Regions from separate parts of the Mus musculus genome. Here all the other regions are linked to region 1. A link is a loop called in an ENCODE intact Hi-C map of the cell type or tissue named here. Cell type or tissue: left cerebral cortex. All regions are shown on one strand. Links, peaks and the distances in the headings refer to the core of each region. The heading gives the core; the rest is flanking DNA.

Region 1 (7,844 bases), core at 1,969-6,968:
CATTTTGTTTGTTTGTTTGTTTGCTTGCTTGCTTGCTTGTTTTCAAGGCTATACTCCATGTACTGAACATTCCAGTCACCCACCTTCCAGAATATCAAGCGTGGGATTGGATGGTGCGTTGATTTGGCTTCAGGGAGACAGAGTTTGAATGCCTCCATTTGATTATGTGCTTTCAATGAACAAAATTTAAAAAAAAAAAAAATGTTAGAGATCTGGAGATTTGGGGAGGTCTTTGCCATAAGGTCTCAATAAGGTGATAGATTTTCAGATTCTGGGACTTGGCAGGAAAGGATGAGAACAGAATTAGAGGCAGGAGAAGAGGAGATTAATTGCTTGGGCCTAACTCATTCATATAAACTCCAGCCATGCATTTCCATATGATCATTTTTGACAAAGGTCTGTGTGTGTATCCTTGTGTTCTCATCTGTACGAAAGAAACTCCTGTTCTCTCAAAAGTAGTAAGACATTACTGGATACCTGGTGGTTTTTCAGAACAGACCTCAGGCTTGGGGCGGGTGGTGGTGGGAGATTCCACCTTCTTTGAAAAGAAACCCGAGCAGATAGGTACCTGCGGAGGAAGGGCGCTAAAAACAGCTGGACAGGGACTTTTAGCTGTGAGTTCAGACTTTCAGTTGATGGTTTGAGAGAGAACTAGCATCGAAGATGCGATAAAACAAAGCCGGGTGTACAAACCAAGAGGATAGACGTGTCCAGGCGACAGGGGCTGGCAAATATTAAGGAAGGCACCTCATTGGAGCTAGTGGAAGTGAGGGACAGTTGCTCAATTTTAGATTTATTTCACATCCAGGAGTCTGGCCTCCAGATCGGCTTGTGCCCCACTGTCTAAGCAAAGATTTTGGCCAGCCCGTCGCCTCGAGGGAGGAAGCTTGCTTTCTTTTGCATCCCCCGGTGTTTGGTCCCCTCGACACCAGCGCGAGGCCGCGCATCTCTGGTGCTGGTTCTTGGTCCCGTGGGAGCGACTGGGCTAGCGGGTGGGCGGGGCGCCGCGTCTCCAGCGCGCACAGGGTTAAGCGGCAGGGGCGGCGCGGAGAGGCGGGAGGGGGCGGCCGAGCTCCCGGGCTGAGAGCGCGGCGGCCACAGCCAGCAGCGGGTTAAGTACCGCCCGCGCCGAGAGAGCTGAACCCCGCCGCCGCTCCGAGCTCGCATTCGGATCCGCTAGAGCAGGAAGATGGCGACGGACAGCGCGAGCTGCGAGCCCGACTTGTCCCGCACCCCGGGTGACACGGAGGGGGCCACGGCGGAGGCGGCGGTAACCGAGTTCCCTGGGCGCGGGGAACCGCGTAGACGCGGGCTGGGGTTGGTGCCAGGGTCCCCACTGGACACTCCCCTAGGGGTGCCCGGTCCTTTCCTGGGATGCCTTGTCTTTCTCTAGGGTGCTCCTTTAACTCCCCGAGGTCTCCCTTCCCAAGGGTTTCCCTTCCTTCTCCAGGATATCCCCTCTCTCCTGTTCCTCTTCCCTTGATTACCCATTCCTTCCCCGGGGTGTGCCCTTCGTGTGTCCCTTCCCCGTAGTGTCCCCAGGGCCAGAAGCGGGCTCAAGTGGGGAAACGCCAGCCCCCACCCCCGGGTACTAGGGGCCTGTCGGTCCTTCTGGACACCACACGCGTCCCTGGTGACCCCTTTGCTCACTCGCGGGGTATCTCAGTCTCCATTGTTCACCTCTCCGGGGTGCGGAGCGAACGCCAGTCTCGGGGTGCCTGACACCTCTCAGGGGACCTGGGGTAGCAGAGGCGGGAAGGTGAACCATCGCTAGGCAGGTGTGGGGATGCTCTTTGTGTGTGTGTGTGGGGGGGGGGGGGGCTCATGTGTCTTGGGGAGACTGGTGAGAGAGGCCCCGTAGCGCCTGCACTTTGGGTACTAGCTGACTGCCACTCGCTCAGTCATCTGTAGGGACCTTCTTCCCTAGCTAAAGCGGGATTGAACTGGGTTTTCTGAACCCGGTGTCAAAACATTGTTCCCTTTCCCTGGCGCCTTGACTTGCTTAGGCTCGTACCTGCTCCCTTCTTTGATACTCTAAATGTCTGCATGCACAGACATTCTCTTCTTACCCTGCTGTGGGGTCTTGACCCACAAAGCCAGGTTGGAAAATATTTGCAGGTTGAGGAAGCAGCTCTTGCTAAAGCTGCAAAGACCTGCAAAGAAAGACAGGTCTGGGAGCGCCTCCCACTCTTGGCCAAATCCAACAGCTCTTTTGGAGGAGTGGGACTGAGTGAGCTGAGTATCGCATGGACAACCCCTCAGTGTCTTCCACCTCCAGATCCAAATCCGGGTCTGGGCAGCAGAGGGCAGGAACAGATGTAAACAACCTGAGCTGTTGAATTTCCTCCCACCTCTGGCTTGGAACGAAAAAAAAAAAAAAAAAAAAAAGATGTGGAGGAAGGTACTTGGGTTGATAGCTGCAAAAGGCAGAACACGAGAGGAGGGGAGGGGAAGGGGCACCACTAATCCCCATCGTGAAAGTGGAAGAATCTGGGCTTGGGGAGCTTTTGGGGGAAATTGAGTTTTCCATTCTTTGCTAATAAGAACTTTAAAGATATTTCAAATGAAGCCTTTCCCTTGTGAGCTACTTTCTTTCGGTGACAAGGGAGAAAGGGTCTATTAAAACAAGTCCCTCTGGGAGTTGAAATTATGGACTGTCCTGTTCTCCATGAGGAGGAGGGGGGAAGTGGAGGTGTGGGAGAACTCTATTCTTCTCCCCCAGGAAGGTGGATAGTTTGTTTAATCTACTTAGAAAACACCCCTTTGTGCCCGCAAGATATTTCAAGCACAAGATAAACCAACTCCAGCATGTGCTTTGTGATGTGTGATGTATAGGACTATAAACAAAACTGCATTGTCAGGAAGACTTTTGTTCCAACAAGGTCAGTGTTCCCTGTCAAGTGGTTAGAAATGTCAGGAGCCTAACTCAAATGCGGATAAATTAGCAGCTGGATTTTTTGATTCTTATTAAGTCAAGAAAAAAAAAATCTGGAAAGAACCTTCTTCATGATTCCCAAGGGATCCTGTAGGCTTCCAGCCTGCAATAACAGTACTTACTGTTTTTGTAAAAGTAGCTGTTTACTTTAAGGAAAAATGTTACCTTTTATTCTGTAAAATTGGAATATATATATATATATATATATATTTTAACAAGAAGTTTGCACTTGAAAAAGGAGCTCTTAACATTAGCTACTTGAGTAAACTGGTCTTTATTTATTTATTCATTTATTTATTTCGAGGCAGGATCACATGTAGCTAAAGCCTACCATGAACTCCTCCTCGTAAAGTGCTAGAATGAGAGGCCCTAACCCCCCCCACCCCCCTCCTCCACCCCAATCGCCAGCCTTAGCTGTTTTGTTGTTGTTTGTTTGTTTTTGGTTAAAGAAAACGTACAGTAATTCTGTTTGTCATGATTGTTTTTCATCTAATGGTTAAAAATTAAATCTATATTTTGCTTTTTGCCAACAAAAAACTTTATATATATATATATATATATGTATATGTATATATATACATATATACATATACACACACACACACACACACACATACATTTGGCAGAATTAGGCTAGTGAAGCCTCAAAGCCATTGGCTATTTTTGAAAGTGCATGTTTTCAGAGGGTTTTTTTTTTCCTATTTAGATTGTTGCTTAGTAACTGGCTTAATTTATAGTTTGCAGTTTAATATAATTTCCAGTGGAATGTTTTAAATTTAGTTTGTTATCCTTGTGCTTCGTTGTTTAAATCCTGAAAGCACCCGGAGCTAACAGCTACATTATTCAATAGGATCGTATTAATAGTCTACGCTGTGATCCATGCTGGGAGCCTGGGTTATTTTCAGTACCTCAGCCAAATGCGATGACTTTTATAGGCCATATTGCTATTTCTGCTCAGAATGTAACTCTTTCTGGTAGGCAGTATGGAAAGCAGAGTCTGCTTTGTATTGTCACTGTGGAATTTGGGAGTAAGAAAAAAATGGAGATCCATTTAAAGCTGTATTTGGGGAGGCAACCAGTGCCCCCCCTCCCGGACTTCTGGATTAGCTGATATGCCAAGCTTAGGTGTAGATGTTGCCATGAGGGTGGCAATTACAAGGAATACCGTGGCATCGGGGTTTTTTTGGTTAAAAAACACATCAGTGTTAAACTTTTACATCTGGCACCTTGAAAATTTTGTTTTCTAGGTGGCAATATTGAACAAAAATGCAAAAAAAAGGGGCCTTCTTAGCTAGTTTTGTTTTTTTACTTTTCACAAAATGAAATCATAGTTTTATAGTAGCCGGAGAATGTTGAAAGTTTGATAGAATAATTTAAAAGGGGAATGACATGAACTCAGCACACGTCACTCATCAGTCACGAAGGTGGTAACATCGTGGGTGGGTAGCATCTTTACTGCCTTTGACCTGTCAAAGTATGGCTATGGTAAACTCTGCAGTGTACAGAGGAGTCAAAGACAGGCATAAAAAATGTGGACAGACGTTTTAGGACTGACAATAAGAGAGAGAGTTCCTACTGGAAGGATCTGGAAATGTTTTATGAAAGGCACTGGAGATAGCCCATGATGGAGGACATGTGTGCTGGGCCCTCAGAAAGATGATACGAATGGAGATGGCAGAAAATGTTGTGTAGCCATGACGTTTCTTGAGTTTCCTCTGCAGGCATCCCATGCAAAGGTTCGCAAAGAGGAGTAGAAAGCTGTCACCATTTCAGCTATAGGTTTTAGAACGCAGCTTAGGTTTTGCAAAGTTTGAAAGGTTAGGATGGAGGTATTTTTACATGTTACACTGTTGGTTTTTAAACAATGGCTTACATATTTCTGTTTGCATCTGTTCTGTCTATTTTTACAGCAATTGGTGCTGCTGTTAAATTTCTCATAGGAGTAATTTTGTGTTGAAAAGCGTTTGGCCATTTGTGGTTGAATCCATACGAAAGCTAAATTACCAGTTGGTTCTGTTCTTATGTGTTTCCCATAAGTTTATATGTTGACAAAACATTTTACAGCATTAGTGCTTCTTCAGCAAGAAAAGATAGCTGCTGTTGATCGTGTGGCCATCAATGCTGTAGCGGGGGTAGAGTAGAACCTTTCAGGAGAGTTGTATGAGTTGATTTCTTAAATAAGGCTCATTAGAAGCTCTCATAATTCTTGATGTTGATCAGCTAATTGGAAAATATACTCTGTATTACAAGATAATAATGAAGATGTTGGTCTGTGGTTTATAATAGTAAACGCTGCAGATGTTTCAGGCCTTAAGTCAATAGACAGACTGACTTTCTTCCTGCCTTTCTTCTTCAGTTATGAGCACTGGACATTATGGACAAGTGTTTTTTAACTGAGCTACATCTTCTGGCCTTTGAATTTCAGTTTTTAAACATCTGTTGCTTGCTGTAGGGTGGAGGGTTAGTGTACATGCCATGGCTTACGTGTGCAGGTCAGAGGACAGCTTGGTAGAGTCGGTTCTCTCCTTCCATCTCTGGACCATGGGGCTCATACTCATGTCGTCAGGTTTGGGAGGCAAGTGCCTCTCCCTCCTCAGCCATCTCACCAGCCCCATTTTCATGTCCGTTTTCATTCCCTTTTCTAAGCTGTTCTTCTTAATGACGTAACAATGCTTTCCAGAGTTCTGTTTTCAAAATTTGATTTTCAGTGCTTTTAGTTTTTTTGTTTTGTTTTGTTTTGTTTTGTTTTGTTTTGTTTTTTCGAGACAGGGTTTCTATGTGTAGCCCTGGCTGTCCTAGAACTCACTCTGTAGACCAGGCTGTCCTCAAACTCAGAAATCTACCTGCCTCTGCCTCCCAAGTGCTGGGATTAAAGGTGTGCGCCACCACTACCTGGCTAGTTTTCTTTTCAGTCTCTTGTCTTCCCTGTGATAACTGAGGCTGAGCATGGAATGGTCACATGTTGATGAACATAGTGCTCCCTTCCTGGACTTTTCTAACGTTAAAGTTAATGCCACATCACTCATTAGGATGGTGTCTTAGTTAAGGTTTTACTGCTGTGAACAGACACCATGACCAAGGCAAGTCTTATAAAAACAACAAAAACATTTACTTGGAGCTGGCTTACAGGTTCACAGATTCAGTCCATTATCATCAAGGTGGGAGCATGGCAGCATCCAGGCTGTCATGGCACAGGCAGAGCTGAGAGTTCTATGTCTTCATCCAAAGGCTGCTAGTGGAAGACTGACTTCCAGGCACCTGGGGTGAGAGTCTTAAGCCCACACCCACAGTGACACACCTACTCCAACCAGGTCACACCTATTCCAACAAGGCCACACCTCCAAATTGTGCCACTCCCTGGTCCAAGAATATACAAACCATCACAGGTGGAGAGGAGGGAATGGTTGATAGATGAGAGACAAATTCCTAAAGGTTTGAGCCCAGGAAAAGATTGGACAGAAATGAAGAGATTAGTCAAGGCTTTAGAGTAGTGGACAGGCACATGGGATGTGGGACTCGAATCCAGCTTCACACGTGCCTGGCAGAGATGGAGTCACTTCTCTGCCCAGGGCTCATAGATCTTGCCACCTCAGCTCATTGGGGAAAAGACTTAATTAGATTCCTCTCGACTAATTACCTACTGCAAGACTTATATTACATTTAAAAAGGCTTTGTCTTGGGCTAAAGTGATATTGTAGTCAATGAAGAGCTTGAAACTCACTTAAGAAAGCCCAGCATGGTAATGTGAATTCACTTTAGGGAGGTAGAGACGAAAGGGTTTCTTGGGCTTTGGCAGTCATGGCCAGCCAGGTTATCTGATTGGTGAGATTCAGAAAAATGCTGGAACCTGTCTGTACAAGCAAGGTGCCATCACCCATGGACCATATAAAAGAACACATTTATATTTATCTCCCCTCCCTCTCCCCCTCTCTCTCTCCCATCCCTCTCTCCTTTCCTCCTTCTTCCCCACTTTCTGTCCAGAAGTTACTGTCCAGAGTGTAATGGCTATGGTAGCATTAATGGTGAAGTACTGCCAAGATTTTAGTTGTATCTATTTATTTCTAAGTAACTTAGAAATGACTAAGTTACTACTAAAGACTACTAATGCTGTGTATAGCATGCTGTAGTTCATGTAGAAATAGTGATTTGACTCCAAGACTCTTCTCTTTTAGTAAATAACTAGGTTGGGGATCTATTTGAAGGCTATAGTGAATACAGTATTTATGGAGTGAGGACACAGTTATAATTGATTTTGTTCCAGCATTTCAATATTTCACCAAAAGGGCACCAAGATGATCCAAAGACCCAAGCTCTTCTTCAAATGGGCTTGGTCACTCCAAGACCATCATTTTTGCCTTCTAGGTCCTCATTTATCTGAAAATCATCCCGTTGGCACTTGACACCTGCACATAATCAAGATGCATTATGTGGCGTGTTACAAACTTCTCTGTGGCACTCGTGAGATGTTGAAGGCTTCTCGCTGAGGGGCTGATTCAAGCCTCCTGTTAGGCAGCATGGATATCTGAGATCTGATGGAAAAGTACTTGCTTTTTGTTCTTGTTTTGTTAGTTTTTCTGAAATGGGGGTTCTTTTTTTTTTTCCCTCTGGAGAGAAAATGGAAGAAGAGGAAATCTAAGAGGAGGAAAAGGCCTGTCAGAGCCACTTTTCTGTTTTCCCTTCAGCTTTCTTGTGGTTAAATTTAGCTATGCCCGTAGCCGGGTTCCCTTCCTGGCATTGTCTCATCACTGGTCCCTCCTCCCACACACAGTTGCTTGGCTAGTGTGAAAGTGTTCAGGCATTGCTGCCTGTCTAGAGGTACATGGTGGGCCCTGAGTTCTCACCAAGTCTTAAGGCCTTCCTTAGTTCCTTCCCTAGTGTAGGTTACTCTATGTGACTGACTAAAGGTGCC
Region 2 (7,844 bases), core at 1,481-6,480, 240 kb before region 1:
TATTTGCCTTGGATTAATTATGTATGGGAAAACATATAAGATGAATGTTGAACTTTTTATGTCATCCACGGTTAAGCAAGTATATTGTTTTTAGCAGAGATACACAACTTGGGAAGAATCAAAAAATTATTCCATCAGAAACTCTTTAACTATTTCTGGTAGAGAAAACTTTCATTCTCCAAGTACCAGGGCCATTCTTTCCGCTTTCTGTGCTAGTGAGTGGATATTGATTTGGTAAGGAATAGGAGAGAGGTTATCTCACCAACCAGGGACAAAATGATCTGACATACAAATCTGCCCACCCTTACTTAGACTTCTCTCTCATTGAGCCTTCCATAAGACCCTCAGAATGATAGGAGCCTCTTTTACTCCTATGGGCCTGCACTTTGGTTGTTTGTAATGTATTTCCCCCACATGCAAAGCTGTGAGCATTTTCAGTATTTAACATTCCCTGTATCAGCAACCCAAAGTTTATCCTTAAGACACCAGTCTAATAGTTTATCCTCTCTTGTCTCTTAGACTCTGCCTCCTCCATTTTCAGAACAGGACAAGAATTTGATCCCATGCTCTCCCCACACTAGTACAGATCTAAATTGGCCCTGTTACTGGTTCTGTGGCACAAGTAATGAAGTACATTAAAGGCTGATGTCCACGATGCATTCTTGGGACAGAAATAAGCAAACACTGATAGAAATGGCATAGCTATTCAGAGATATCTCATGTGCAAATGTCCAAATAGATACATTGAATTGAACAAAATGTGTAGCTGGTCATCATTTGTGACTCCTAAAGTAGGAGTGGCAGCTGTCTTTGATTACATTGCCTACCCTTAGATCCTTTTTCCCCAACTGGACTGCCATGTCTAGCCTCTATGGAAGAAGATGTACCTAGTCCTACTGCAACTTGATCTGCCAAGGCTGGTTGATATCCATGGGCGGCCTCACCCTTTCTGAGGAGAATGGAGGAAGAGGAAGGGTGTGTGGATAGGGATAGAGAGGTGATGAGGTGAGAGAGAGAGAGGGACTAGGAGGAGAGAGGGGGTGGGAAGCTGCAATTGGGACTTAAAGCAAATAAATAAATTAATAAAAATAGAAAAGAAATCTGTATCTATCCTACACTCATGTTCCAAAAACAGGTGACTGAAGGTGATTTCAATATATGCACTTTTAATGTTGTTTATACTGATTTTAAGTTGTAAAACACTTGCTTTAAGTGAACTAGAAAACTGGCATTCACTTAAAGAGGTTCCAACTCCTGGCATTCCTTCTAGACTCTGTCTCACAGTTACCTGGCAACAGCCAGGTATGCCTGACTCACTATAAAAGGAGCTGCTTCCCCCCTCCTCACTCTCTTGCTCTTCTTACTCCCTTCCTCTCTTCGCTCTCTGTTTCTACTAACCCCTCAACTCCATGCCCTCTCCATGCCCTAAATAAACTTTATTCTGTACTATACCGTTGCGTGGCTGGTACCTCAGGGGGAAGGGATGCCTTAGCATGGGTACACAGAGGCACCCCCTTATCCCACACATACTACGGCTCTACCAAACATATCCCTGGCTTCTTTGTTATAAAACACAACAACATCTACATGCTTTTTTGTAATCATAACCTTAATTTGAAATTAAATTTCAAATTAGTTTTAATTTAAAAATCTAATTTGAAATTGTTGCAGGAAATATTTAAAAAAAAAAAAAAAAAAAAAAAAGCACACCAACTCTCTGCCGGGGCAGGACCATGCTCCTGTGCGCCTGTCTCAGCCATTACCTCTCTTTAGCTAGCCCCTGCAGCATCTGGCTCACTTGTCCTGGGGGCCGCTAGTTCTTCCTCAGCCATAAACCCATGTAGTCAGCAATACCACATTCCAATAACTAAATGAAACTGCCAACCTCATGGTTATATATGACAATAACCAATAACCCAATAACTCAGTAAAATCAAGACTCTTAAGCTTATAGTTAACCAATTAGATTTATGTATCAATAATCACAATTTTCAAGACGCCAATACAATAATTTCAGAGCCAATTAATAATGATAAAAGCTTTATCCAAATATTTCTAACCTTGTGAAATCATAGCTATTTGTGGCTGGTAATCACCTCACAGGTTAATGTCAGCAGACATCTTCCTTCTTCTCTCACCCCCCCCCCCCCAGATGCTCTCTGTCTCTGCAACTCTTAGCTCCACCTCCCTTTCCTTGTCTAGTCACAGGCCTTCTCTGCACTAATGTAACTGGACAGGGAAAATCCTGTGACATGAAATATTTGCTGTTAGCAGTTGTAATTATTTGAGTGGTTAGTCTCCCCTCTATGTTGATAATACTTGTTTATAATAAAAATTATATGTTCTAGCTAGCCCATATAAAAAACACACCATCCTGGTATTTTATTTATAAGCTGTCAGCCTGGATTGGGCAGGGTTTGAGCTATTCTGACTTACATCCCAGACAAATGTCTCTTATTACTTTATTTCTCCTGACCATGTGCTTATGGTCCATTTGCTCTCATGGTAGCCTCCTCCTCTCTTTGTATCCTTTTTCCTTCTCCCTGCTGTTCTCTCTTGAAAGCCCCCACTCATCTTGCCTTTCTGTCTCTACTGCCCAGTCACAGGTTTTAGCATTTTATTGACCAGTTATCCTAGGCAGCAAAGTTTACACAACAAAAGCTGGTGTACCTGAGAATTTGCTCCTCTGTGGAAACCAGATCTTAGGGGCCAGGATTTAGGATTTGAGTACATACCAGCAGCACCAAACCAACCCCAACATTTCCCCCTTTTCATGTAAATAAAAAAGGCTCTTTCTCTTACAGTGAAAATCTCCATGTAGTAGAATGGAGGATGAGACTGGAGGGAAAGGCCAAGTACAGCCGGAGTAGAAACAGTGGTAAACCAGTACGGAGGTGGGATAAGGGGCTCCCTAATAAATGTTAATGCAATTGTGGAGAGAGTGGGGAGAGGGGTGGGAGAGCATTAGTGACAGGGAAAATAAGGAATCAAATTCTAGAGAATGATCAGTCTTATTCACCTTCTATTCTCACTGGCCTCACCAGTGAAGCTCCTTCCTGCTGGAGCTGAGGTCACTGCACCCAGCAAAGACCTTCAAAGGACTAAGCAACACAGCTTACTGCTGCTTGCCAACTGTTTCATTAGGCTCATTGATTTTCTTTTTTATCATAAAATTTACTTACAGCACCAGAGTGTTGAATTATCCTGTTTTTCCCCACTTTCTTATCAAGTGATGCAATATTGCTAAGTATTAGCTAAATTTTTAAATTATTTATTTTTTGAGATTGTAATATAAAGACATTATTTTCCCCTACATTTTCCTCACTTCAAATCCTCTTGGCTCATTTTTATAAACATGCTGACAGACTGGATAATGTCTACAAGGCTTCAACATACACAAGAACTACAGACAACAATGGAATTGAGAGTGTGGGAGAAAAAGTCTTCCCCAGGGAAGAGCACAGTAATCAGTCACCTAAAACGTAGTGGTCAGTACGCAGAACATATATAAAAGTAATATTGTATAGACTAAGCAGGGTGTTCATATCTAAAATTTTGTTATGAGTATATGTATATATATGGATATATATACAGATATGGATATATATATGGATATGTGTGTATATGGATATATATATATATGGATATGTGTGTATATGTGCATGTATGTGTGTTTGTAATGCAAAAAGGTCATGATTTTGAAGTCATTCTTAGGAAAAATGCAAAACGAGTTTGTAAAACATTCTAAATGTAGGAAGTTAAGGGAGCAGAATGGAGTGATTGTAATTTATTTCTACATCTACCAACAGAAACTCAATCTGAATTGAACCCCCAATCTTTGTAGACAAAGCATACCATTTGAAAGTCTGGATTTTTAATATTATTTACCATAGCCTCATATATTTTCATCCCCTTGAAAAAAATATATACGCATAAAATATTTCATTATTGACCTTTTCATGTACACCATTGTGCTTTGCTCATATTCACCCACAGTCCCCAATCCCACTATCTAGATGATCTCTCTACGTACCCTTTGCCAAATAGTTTCCCTTTATTTGACCTAGAGAATCTGCTTAAAATTCCAATCATGTCAGTTGGACATTGCAGGAAAATCATGTTTTGGGAGGTTTTCTTCCCTCTACACCCTGTGACTGGTGTATTCGTAGGCTTCCTAAGCTGGGGGTGGTCTCCCTACTCTCTCTTGCTCTCACTCTTGTTCCCTTTCTTTCTCTTGTGCTCTTTCTCCTGCTGCTCCCATGGCTGCAGGGAGGTCCAGATGGTTGGTGGGAGAGGATGGGGGAGGCTGAGAAAAGTATTCTTTTAAGCACAGTAAGAATTTATTTTCACTGTATTTGATTGGTGGTCTGCCTGTTCAGAGAGTGACGTAAGGCTCTCTTGGGTCTCATATAGGTAATCAAAACCACCTTTTCCAAATTCAATAGGAATGAGATAATTTAAATTTATAAACCTATAATACAGACATTTTAGCTGCAAGTATAAAGTGATATAACCATAACAACTCAATTTGCACAAAGAAAGCTGACTTTGCCAGAGGATTCCACATACATTCAATATTTCCAAAAGCTAAACATTACAAAGTATTAAAAAGTAACTTCAGTGTTAGGTCATTTAAATCATCCTGTATTGAGTTTTTATATAAAACAGGTATTTCTAATGTAACTTTTCATTCTGAGAAATAATGAATGCTTTAACGATGTCAAGGTTTGCTTTTTAATTAAAAAAGAAACAAATTTAACTTTACATTAATATTTACTATAAAACATTAAAATTTGTGACAATACAAAATTAGAAGTTTTTGAAAAATCATACAATATTACCACTGAGAAATAAATACTGCTTATATGCAGCTGAACACCTCACAGAAGTCCTTAGGGCCTGGAGAGGTGACAACAGGTACTGTTCCTCATGAGGATCTGAATTTGACTCACAGGTCCACCCGTTTCTCTCTAGGCCAGAGGCTCTGTAGTCACGTTCTCTTATCTCCACACACTTCAACGTAATGAAATCTTGATTAAAACAAAACTCATGCAAGTAATACAATTACCATGATTTTACTGAATTATTATTTTGTCTTTTTTAGGTTTTATAAAATCTGTGTGTGTGTGTGTGTGTGTGTGTCTGTGTGTGTGTGTGTGTGTGTCTGTGTGTGTGTGCGTGCGTGTGTATGCACATGCTTGCGTAATCTCAGATATATGCAACATCTATTGGCTTTAGGAAGACTCCAGGGATTCTCATTCAGGCACTAAGACTTACATTTTAAGTGCTTTACATACTGAGCCACACCATCCTGAATGATTCTTTAATTTTTTAATGTTATCATAAAATGTGTGAGAATATAATTTACTGGAGATGAGAGACCACGGGCTCTGTATACCCTTGGTGTTCCAGTCTGTCTTGTTGCAGAACCATGCAGACACTTTTTCCATGAGTGGTTATATTAGTCACAATAGTAGCCATTTGTCTAGAGGTAGAGCAATCACAAATTCTCCTCTGATTGGTTATCTTCACAGAAGTCTCCCTACCCAACTTGCCATGTTTTCCCTCAGTAAAGGGTGGGAAGGACAGAACTGGACAACAGTGGCTTTGTGCTGCTTTTCTTTTCCCATGCAAGGACATAAAAGTTATATTAAAATAATTTTATCTTCTTGGGATGTGAAGTGTTACAATTGGAAGTCATTCAAAATGAAAATAGTACTCTTTATGGTTTTTTCCATTGAAGGGATTGAAGGAAAGGAGATAATTACTATGGGACTAAGGATTTATTCTCTGCCAAGGGAGAGGGGGGCACTGAAAAGATATTGAAAAAGGTAGGAAACTTCTTGAAATTCCAAAGGGGTAACAGCATAAATAACATGACTATCTTTACTGAGAAGTTTCAAGGGAATGAAATCTATATTTTCGTAGATTTTTAAATGGGATCAGGGAATAATGAGAAGTAGGGAGGGACAGGGAAAAACAAAAGTAGAATCCATTAGAGAAGAGAGAAGAGGAGCCAGGTCCACTAGCTCCTGACACCTCAAGCAGGTTCCCTTGTGTGAATAGTGGGCCTGAAACCCTAACTCCAGGACATTGTTCTTTTTCATGGTGTGTGCATGTGCGCGTGAACACACACACACACACACACACACACACACACACACACACAATTTGCTCCAAGATTTTTTTGCATCTAGTTTTTTATATGCATGGGTATATGCTCGCATATGTGTGTGTGTGTGTGTGTGTGTGTGTGTGTGTGTGTGTGTGTGTGTGTGTGTTGCATATGTGAGTACTGAAGCCAGAGGTCTTTGTCACTTGCTCACATTTTATATTCTGAGACAGACTCTCTCACAGAACCCAGTACCCAGCACTTACAGACTGAGTGGCCAGAAACCTCTTGGGAGTCCACCTTTCTCCCTTTCCTCTTCACTAGAATTTGAGATGCCTACAAAGAGCCCAGATTTTTTTTTCATACAGATTCTGGTGGTCCCTTACTAGTGAGCCACTTACCTAGTGAGCCATCTCCCCAAGTCTACACTGTTTTGTTTTGATGCTCAGTATTGAATTCCCATTTTTCATATGTCCTTGTTTCTGTTTACCAAAGAACATTAGATTAAAGCCTTAAATATGAACTTCTGGATACAAATATCTGAAGAAGAGTAAATGTGATGAAAGGCCATAATGGTATCCCATGTCTCTCCAGTATGCACTTCAAGTTTCTGTTCAAATCAAGTCTCCAGTCTTCCCAGGCACTGATTTTTGTTCAACTTTGTAAGGATGACTGCTAGACAAAGAGCAACGCAGGCCTGGGTTATAATTCTATTGCAACTTTTACTCTCTAGTATCATGTTTCAGCAATATTGACCCATGTAAATTATTTAGTGATCTTGAAACGAGAATCTTGAAAGACTTTTGAATAGCTTATCACAATTCCCATCAAATGACACCATTAAAATGACATTTTTATGGGAATTTTAACCAAATCAAAGCAAGACAAATCAAGTCCTTCTTGGTGACCAGCTTAGACAGCTGATATTTGACAAACCCTGGTGGGTCTTGCTTTTTTATAGGAACTAAAATAGCAATTTAACATCTTGGACCTTTCATAAATAACAAAATCATCCAATACACTTTAATGTATAGCTCTAGCTGAATTGAAAAGCCTGCAGAAAAGCCAAAGCCCAGAAAGCCATCATACTGTTCCTGGGGTAACCATATACTCTGAGTTTTATTTCCTAATTTAAGGGATAATTAAATCTACTCTAGTGGGTGTCACTTCTACTCTTCTCTTTTATGCAGACACAGATGTGCTCAATTTTTCTGCTTGTTTTCAGGACATTTTTTGCTTCAAAACAGGAAAGTAAGTGGGACAACACTAGTAATTGTCTATTCTTCTTGGAAATAATAAAAGTACTATGTTGTTGATATTTCTCTAGTGTCTTTAAATATTGCACAAGAATATTTATAGAAACAGTTTTTCTATAACTTCAGATTTACAGAAAACCTACAAGACTAGAATAACAATGTCTTCATCATTTGCTCATATTTTCAAGTTAGCTTTTAGTATATTACTCCTATCAGCAAGACTTTTTCTGCAAACATTTTGAAGTACTTAACATTAGTTGCCAATAAGATACAATTTTAACTCAGTTGACTTTGGGGCCACATTCTCTCTCCCTCTCCCTCTCCCCCTCCCCCTGCCCCCTCCCTCTCCTCTCCCCTCCTTTCCCCTCTCCCCTCCTCCCCTCCTCTCCGCTCTCCTTCTCCTTTCTCCCCATTCTCTTCTCCTTTCTTCTCTTTTTCCTTTTTTCTCCTCCTCTTTCTCTACTTCCTCCTCTTCC
Region 3 (7,844 bases), core at 1,481-6,480, 110 kb after region 1:
TTTTCCAAAGACCGGGTTATCTGTGTTAGCTTTCAAGAATGAACAGTGAAGCACAAAAGCTTGCATGTTCAGCTACAGAGTTACAGCTGGATTCTGGAGTTCCTGGCTGTAGTTGCTAAAATGGTCCTAGGACCTTCTTGGGGCAGGGGGTGGGGCAGCAAGGATCACTGTAGAGCTTTCAGGTTTCCAGGAGCACTAGTTATCATACTCACTCTTAGGTTTCTTGGCTAAATGTCAGCTCCTCTAAGTCCGCAATTATCCTGTTTCTTTCATAGTAGCTTGTGTGGTGTCTTGATCATCTGTATTTTACAAGAAGGCCAATTTTCCTTCTCTGTGTATATTTCTCACAGGTCCCCAAGAAGGCTGCCTCAGTAGTGTGACTTACGCATCCATGATCCCACTTCAGATGCTGCAGAACTACCTCAGGCTGGTATGTTGGCACTGTCATCGTCACTACTGAGACATCCATCCATCAGGTGGTCCATGTAGACAAGTGTGGGAGCCCACCCACCTCACGTTTCTAAGTTAGGACTTTGTTTCTCCAACACACCCCTCCCTGGCAGGCTGTCCATCACTGGCCTGGATTTCTGTCACTATAACCCACATGTCCATTTCTTTGTCCCAGAGAGACTACCTGTGATGACTAAAGTGCTTTAACTTGGGTAGAAACATATTACCTGCCCCTTAATAAGGATGTGCCATCAAATAATAGACACAGAAAGGAATAGGCATTCATATAAAGATGCCTAATACAATTTAACATTAAGTAAATAAGTTCACATCTGTTGGAATATTGATTTGGCCTCTTTTACAGAAACCAAACAATTAGAGATTAAATAGGGCTGTCTTCGTTAGGGTTTTACAGCTGTGAACATACACCATGACCAATGCAAGTCTTATAAAGGACAACATTTAATTGGGGCTGGCTTACAGATTCAGAGGTTTAGTCCATTGTCATCAAGGTAGGAACATGGAAGTGTCTAAGACAGGCATGGTGCAGGCAGATCTGAGAATTCTACATCTATTCTGAAGGCTTCTAGCAGAATACTGACTTCTAGGTAGCTAGGATGAGGGTCTTATAGCCCACACCCTCAGTGACATACCTACTCCAACAGGGCCATACATACTCCAACAGGACCACATCTTCTATTAGTGCCAATCCCTGTGCCAAGCATATGCAAACCATCACGAGGTCTGAAGTTTATTCTTTTCACATATCTAACTTGCAGCAGGTGAGAGGTCTGGGCATGGTGAACATCCAAGTTCCAGAGTCTCAGCACCATATTCTACTGTTACTGCTTGCAGCCCATTGACTAGTATTTTAAGTCAGCCTCCTACTGAGCTAGCAAATGTGTCTTGCTGTGGTGTAACAGAGTTTCCTGCTCAAACTTGGCAGTATGTTCTTAATAGGAAGAAGAGGAATATGAATATCAAAGAAAGCAGTAAATCAGATACAAAACAGACAAGAAAATATGATACATTTGTTACATACTTAGTAGATGTAGGTGATACAAGTGTTTTTACTTGGTTTGTTTATTTATAACATCCCTACAATAAGTAAGGCAAAGAGAGGTTAAAAGGATCTTATGATCAAAGCAGCATACATAGTCACCGATGGACCCCAAATGTTGGAAGTGCCTAAGGTACCCTGTGTCTGAGTGAGATCTGCTGAAACTACTATGAATGCCATAAAACAATAAGTGAATAAAAGCTCTGCTGGCTCCCTTAGGCAGCCTTTAAAAAAATAGTTCGTTTGGGACTCTTTACACAAGTTGTTTCTGTCACATTTAAATTAATGTTTTGGTAAAGCTATGCACTGATAAAGCTGACCTCGGAGTCTGAACTCACCTTGCACCCTCAGCCAGGGGGAACTTAATTAGGCCTCTCTGTGGGACATTATCACTTTTCTCTTTTTGCTTTTATATGTTTCCTTTCCCTTCAAAGCATCAAATATGCCCAAGAGGAAGAACTCCAGCTAATCCCTTACTTAAAGGAAAGCTGAGGGTATGGCCCCCTGATTGTCAGGAATATGAGCCCCAGGCTGTGAGTATAGCTACTTCCTCTCCCCTCTCCCCTCCCAACATCACCGTATTATCCAAGGTTTTGACCAAGGGTTAAATTGTCTTAATCCAAAAACTATGACAGTTTAAAGATCTTGATGGGTTTTATGTTACTGTCATTCTGATGAGACACCATGGCCAAAAGAAATTTAGGGAGGAAAGAGTTTATTTTGCTCACAGTTACACATAACAATTCATCAAACCAATGAGGGCAAGAACCTGAAGGTAGCAGCTGAATCAGTGACCAGAGAAGAGTGCTGCTCATTGGCTTGCTCAACCTGCTTCTTACAGAACTTAGTACTATCAGCCCAAGGATGACCTTATCCACAATGGGCTGACCTCTCCCCTAAGAATCACTAATTAAGGGTATGTTCCACTGACTTGTTTATAGCTTGATCTTATGGAGACAACTTATAGATCTTGTCCTTTTACCTTAGTGGTTATGGTCTCTTGTTAACCATAGCTAATTCTTTAGTTTCAGCTGAACAGACACCATATATATTCTTTACACAGTAGGCCAGGTAGAGCCTTTGTTTCCCTGTGAAACATCACAAAGCAAACCTCCATTATCTACACTGCTCTCACCATTTGTATCTCCCAAGCTCCCTCATACCAGCTTACTGATCTCTCAACACTCAGTGGTCTTTCTTGCTCAAAGTTCCAGAATCCTTCCATAGTCATCTCCAAAACAACATAGTCAGGTCTCCTGCAGAGATACCCCACTTCTGGTACCAATTTTTCTTGGTTAGGGCTTCTATCAATGTGATGAATCACCATAATCAAAAGCAACTTGGGGAGGGAAGGTTCTATTTCATTCACAGTTCCATGTAACAGTTCACCATCAAAAACAGCAAGGGCCTAAAGGCAGGAGCTGATGCTGCAGTGATGGAGGATACTGCTTCCTGGTTTGCCCAGCCTGCTTTCTTATAGAACCCAGCACTGCAAGTCCAGGAATGGCCCCACCTAAAATGTTCTGGACTCTCCCCTCAAGCATCATTAATTAGGAAATGTTCTTCCCTCCAGCCTTGTGGAAACATTTTCTTAAAAGAGATTTCTTCCTCTCGGAATGACTCTAGCTTGTGTCAAGTTGACATAGAACTAGCCACTACAGTTTATTTTGTAACACTTCATTCTATTAGAGAAATGCCCCATTAAGTTGACAGGGAAGTGTGGTTTGGTAAACATAGAAGAGCTAAAGCTAAGGCAAGAGAATTGCTGTAAATTCAAGGGCAGCCTAGGTTACAAAACTGAGACCCTACTTATCTCAAAAGAAAAAAACCAAACCAAAACAGAGGGGTTTTATGTTTGTTTTGTTAAGAGTGACCTCACAAAATGGTTACAAATCACAAAACACAAAGGAATCAAGTTTCACTTTTCTTTTTAATATTCCAAATGCTAGTTGGATAGATCATTACTTACATTCTAACTCCACTGATAGTTCTGCTCAAATTTCAAGAATTACCAGTCATTGTTATTAATTCTTGTTTTCTCATCGAAAAATGTACAGTTGCATGGCTATTATTTCAAATGTGTACATCACTTACCTGGGAGTGACTTTTGAGATGATAGAAGTTCAGGAGCAGTTTCTGTGACTGAATTGACAGTAACACCCATTCATGCCCCAAAGACAGTAAATCATTTCTTTGAAATTATGTGTCGGGAGAGACTGAAGTGAAATTCCTAGCTGTAAAGCATGACCTTTTAATTGACAGCTATCCCAATTTTTATTGGCAAAGTAATGCCCTATTATTTTTCCAGTCTTTCTCGTGTTTAATGTCTCAGCACAGCTGGCCTCAAACTGTCTCTGGGCAGCAGGTCTTATGCGGACTGTGTATGACAAGTGGAACAGCAAACCAAAGTTGAGGTGTTATTGCTTCAAAATACCACAAATCTGAAGACACAGCTCAGTTTGCACATGGAAAGCAATGGACAACTCCCCATTCTGTGGGAAAACATTATAGAAGGAAAAAATTAAAGAATGGCTGGGCCATTGTTGAGCTTGTTGAATCATTATGCTTCAAAAGCCCTGATTGACATGTGATATGGGACCCCCAACAGGATGTGAAGACCCAAGACTAAATTGGATTAGTATCGGTCATGATAATGAGGCCAGTGTACCTTTACTAATAAGCAAAAGTGTCACACTATAGCAGAATAACTCTGGTGACTGTGACTCAAGTTATAATTTTAGAAGTTGAACTTGATTTCATCATTTTCAAACAGATTTCCTTTTCATCAGCAATTCCATCCAAAACAGTATTAGCTTACCTACCAATCCATCTAACTGTAGAGCCCTCTGCTGGAGGCATGAAGCATAGAGCATGATTTTATATTCTACCTAAGAGTTTGGCCTTTGGGGAAATGTGATATGATAACTCTGAAATGGATAGGTTGTCTTCCTGACAAAGCTTTTCATATGCATACTAGTATCAATGAACTAGTTTTATAACTAGTTGGCTTTCAGTAATTAATTTTGGTTGGTTGCAAATGATAATCAATATACCTATGTATCATTTGATCAAAGGAAACAGTGAGCAAAAGAACTGGTAAGAGCCGGGCGTGGTGGCGCACGCCTTTAATCCCAGAACTTGGGAGGCAGAGGCAGGTGGATTTCTGAGTTTGAGGCCAGCCTGGTCTACAGAGTGAGTTCCAGGACAGCCAGAGCTATACAGAGAAACCCTGTCTCGAAAAACAACAACAACAAAAAGAACTGGTAATACCTGAAATGTAAAGAGATCATGATTAGAAAGTATATTTTAAAATTCAAACAATCAGGACTTTTGTACATTTGTTTTCTCTTTATCTATACAGTAACTTCTTTGTTTATATTTTATTGTACTTCAAGGAGGATATTATAAAGCATAAATGTGAAGAGTTTACTGCTTGTAGAAGAGGTCCATTCAATAAATTTTAAATTGTTTCCTGTCGTTTGCACCCTAAAAAAATATATGTGCTTTAACAGGTGAGGTGTGGCTGTTTGTAGCTCATCTCGGAAGCTGGACCCTTTGCTGTTATATGATTTCAGAGTCAGCCTTCAGGAAGTGTAGACAGCTTGACAGGAGAGTTGTAATGAATAGAGTGCTCTTGTTTTCAGCAGCGAACCAAGATTAAATTGCAAGGCCAGTTGAAAATCTCAGGGGCAGAATGTTCAGTAAATCCTGGAAATCTGTATCCCATTTCACTGGCATGAAACAATCCCTTCCTTGTGAAAGAATTTCTGTTCAGCAATTCAGAGTGATAGGGGATTAATTTGGAGAGCTGGCGAGTACTAGTATAGAATTGCACCTGGACAGCAATTTCTGGTGCACAGTTTACCACTAAGGTGCTTTTTGAAAAAGGACAAAACGTCAGAAAAACAGAGCTGAGGTCTCCATTAGTGAGACCCAAAGACTTCCCTACTGCCTTGGGAATGTTAGGCTCGTTTTCTCTGATTCCTCCCTGCAATGAGCTAGGAAACACTGTCACCCCTTCCTTACTGTCTTCCCGGGGATTCAAAAGTACAAGACTGACACCAGTGAGAAGCCTGAGCAGTTAGGCTCCAATTTGGCTGCACAGTGAGAGTCTCATCTGCTCTATCGATGTGAATCCTTTCATATCCATTAGACAATGTAAAGAAGTGGATGAAGCCTGGTGAGACCATGCTGAGGCCTGAGAGGTGCATTACCCATGAGCACTTTGGTGGGACTGGAGAGAAACAGCTGTAGTTCATCCTTGTGCACTTCTCTGTCTTGTTGCACAGCAGGATCCTGTAACTGTTGTTGGAGCCAATAGTTTAATCAGTGACTTATAGATATGAGTCAGTCATTCACCCAGTGACCTAAGGGGCTTTAGCTAGCAAAGTGAATCCAGGAGTGGCACCCACTTCTTGTGTTAGTGTAACAAATTCCCCATGGTCTTACAGCATTTAAACAATAAAATATTAATGCTATACCTATAGGGAAATACTGTCATTCTGAAGGCTGCTTTAACAAATGTCAGAGATTAGATGGCTTATAATATTTATAGTCACACACCTGGAGGCCAGGATGTTCAAGGCCAAGGCACCAGCAGTACAGTGAGGTGAGGGTCTGTTTTCTGGATCTAGATAGTATCTTCTTACTGTGTTCTAATATGGTAGGAAAGGCAATGGGGATTGCTCTATTACTTTTCATAAGGGCACTGATACCTCCTGTCATAATCAGGGTTGCTATTGCTGTGATGAAACGTTCCACTCAAAATAAGTTCAGGGAGAAGGGGTTTATTTTGCTTATACTTTCATGGAACTATCTATCATAGAAGGAATTCAGGGCAAGAACTCAAACAGGGCAGGAACCTGGTACCAGGAGCTGATTACGAGGCTGTGGGGAAAATGATGCTTGCTAGCTTCCTCTAGATGGTTTGCTCAGTCTGCTTTCTTATAGAATCCAAGACCATCAGCCCAGTGACAGCACCACCCACAATGGGCTGGCCATCTGATATACATCACTAAATAAGAAATTGCCTACAGCTTTGCTTACAGCCTGACCCTATGGAGGCATTTTGTCCATTGCTGCTCCCTTCCCTCAGATGACTCTGCTTCTATCAAATTGACATAAAACCAGCTGGCTCAACTCTTAGGGAAACCATCCCTAATTTACCACCTTAGATCCAGTTATAATTTCTACTTATGCATGGGAGGGGACCAGTACAGATCCTAGCCATTGAAAAACCAGACCAATAAAATATGGGCAATTCTCTAGGCTGCAAAGAAATAAAACTGTGAAATCAATGTGAGCAATTTGTAGGAAAATGTGGACTAGGATGGAAAAGAACAATGTTGGGAAGCAGTTGGGTGAAGTAAGGAACTAGATGAGAAACTGAAGATGCTCTGAGGCTTTACTCAAGCCAGTGGAGAATAACACTGAGATGATGAACAGTAGGATGAACTTACTGATGCCTGCATGAGGCACAAGGCACAAAGCTGTCTGAAGGAGCTCTCTCAACATGCCAACCAGAAGGTCAGAGCTACAATCATGTCATAAGATGGCAGATGCATTCACAAGGAACAAAGAGTAGTATTGTAGTTGTTCCTTAGAAATATAGGAAAGCAGTAGATGGTACCCAAAACATAGTAAAATTTCCTAAGCTAACCAAAAGAATAAAAAAGTCCACCTCTGTAGATTCTATTTAAGATTGAGAAGAAGTGGCCAGAACTAGACAAATCTCGTCATCATTTTTAATGACAGGTATAATCCCACACATTCTCTGTATTCCCACTCATACGTACAAAGGAGAACAATTACTGCTCAGAAATATTCTTCAATTATATTTTTCTCTGATGATTTTTATGGTGCAGCAACTCCTCAGCCTAGAAACTGCACCTCAGCTGTACTTTCCAGAATATCCTCACATTTCTGAAAAACACCTTGCTTCAGTCTCGGTCCTTGCCTGCACAACTGCCATTGCCTTGCTAGGCCACCAATAGCACAGAAAAGAGCTGTGCCAGTACTGTGTCCAGTCTACGGTGTTTGGGATGTGACATTCGCTGGGTAGCTATAGCCACCAGTGTGTACTGAAGGCATACCAACAGCAGAACAGTATTTAACTTCAGAGAAAAGTCACTCATGGCTATCAGAAACCTGGTCTTACATACCCTGACTGCCAGTCCTAAGCTCACCATCACGGGGCCCCTGAAGAATGATTCTTTTTAGCTTCTCTCTCTAGCTTACAAAATAATAACCGGCAGGTGGTCTTTGTGTGCTCCTGTATCCTGAATACATTCCCATAACTTCTGTAAACATATCTGTTTCCAGGGGAGAGGAGGCA

What was found. A loop is a pair of places that touch in the nucleus more often than their neighbours do. Peaks named below come from ENCODE experiments on the same cell type or tissue, not always from the same donor. Only the 100,000 strongest peaks of a DNase experiment are listed, where the experiment ranks them.
Region 2: a loop joins it to region 1, with 3 times the contacts of the local background. A loop is called at or near these places in 2 of 42 quality-filtered maps.
Region 3: a loop joins it to region 1, with 2.5 times the contacts of the local background. A loop is called at or near these places in 7 of 42 quality-filtered maps.

The regions. Positions count from the first base shown.
Region 1 is chr6:18,508,081-18,515,924 of GRCm38, reverse strand. Cttnbp2 (cortactin binding protein 2) reads left to right here and starts at 1,056. Exons shown (of 23, transcript NM_080285.2): 1 at 1,056-1,270. The coding sequence starts at 1,190. In left cerebral cortex, for the core only: no CTCF peak of the experiment used is centred there; DNase peaks (open chromatin) are centred at 2,191, 2,714 and 3,855; H3K4me3 peaks cover 2,764 bases; H3K27ac peaks cover 2,775 bases.
Region 2 is chr6:18,745,514-18,753,357 of GRCm38, reverse strand. No RefSeq gene overlaps it. Among named protein-coding and RNA genes, the nearest start is that of Gm23648, 22 kb to the right of the region's middle. In left cerebral cortex, for the core only: no CTCF peak of the experiment used is centred there; a DNase peak (open chromatin) is centred at 4,265; H3K27ac peaks cover 271 bases.
Region 3 is chr6:18,397,770-18,405,613 of GRCm38, reverse strand. Cttnbp2 (cortactin binding protein 2) reads left to right here. Exons shown (of 23, transcript NM_080285.2): 12 at 351-430. Among named protein-coding and RNA genes, the nearest start is that of Gm40356, 34 kb to the left of the region's middle. In left cerebral cortex, for the core only: a CTCF peak has its summit at 4,359 (motif pointing left); a DNase peak (open chromatin) is centred at 4,355.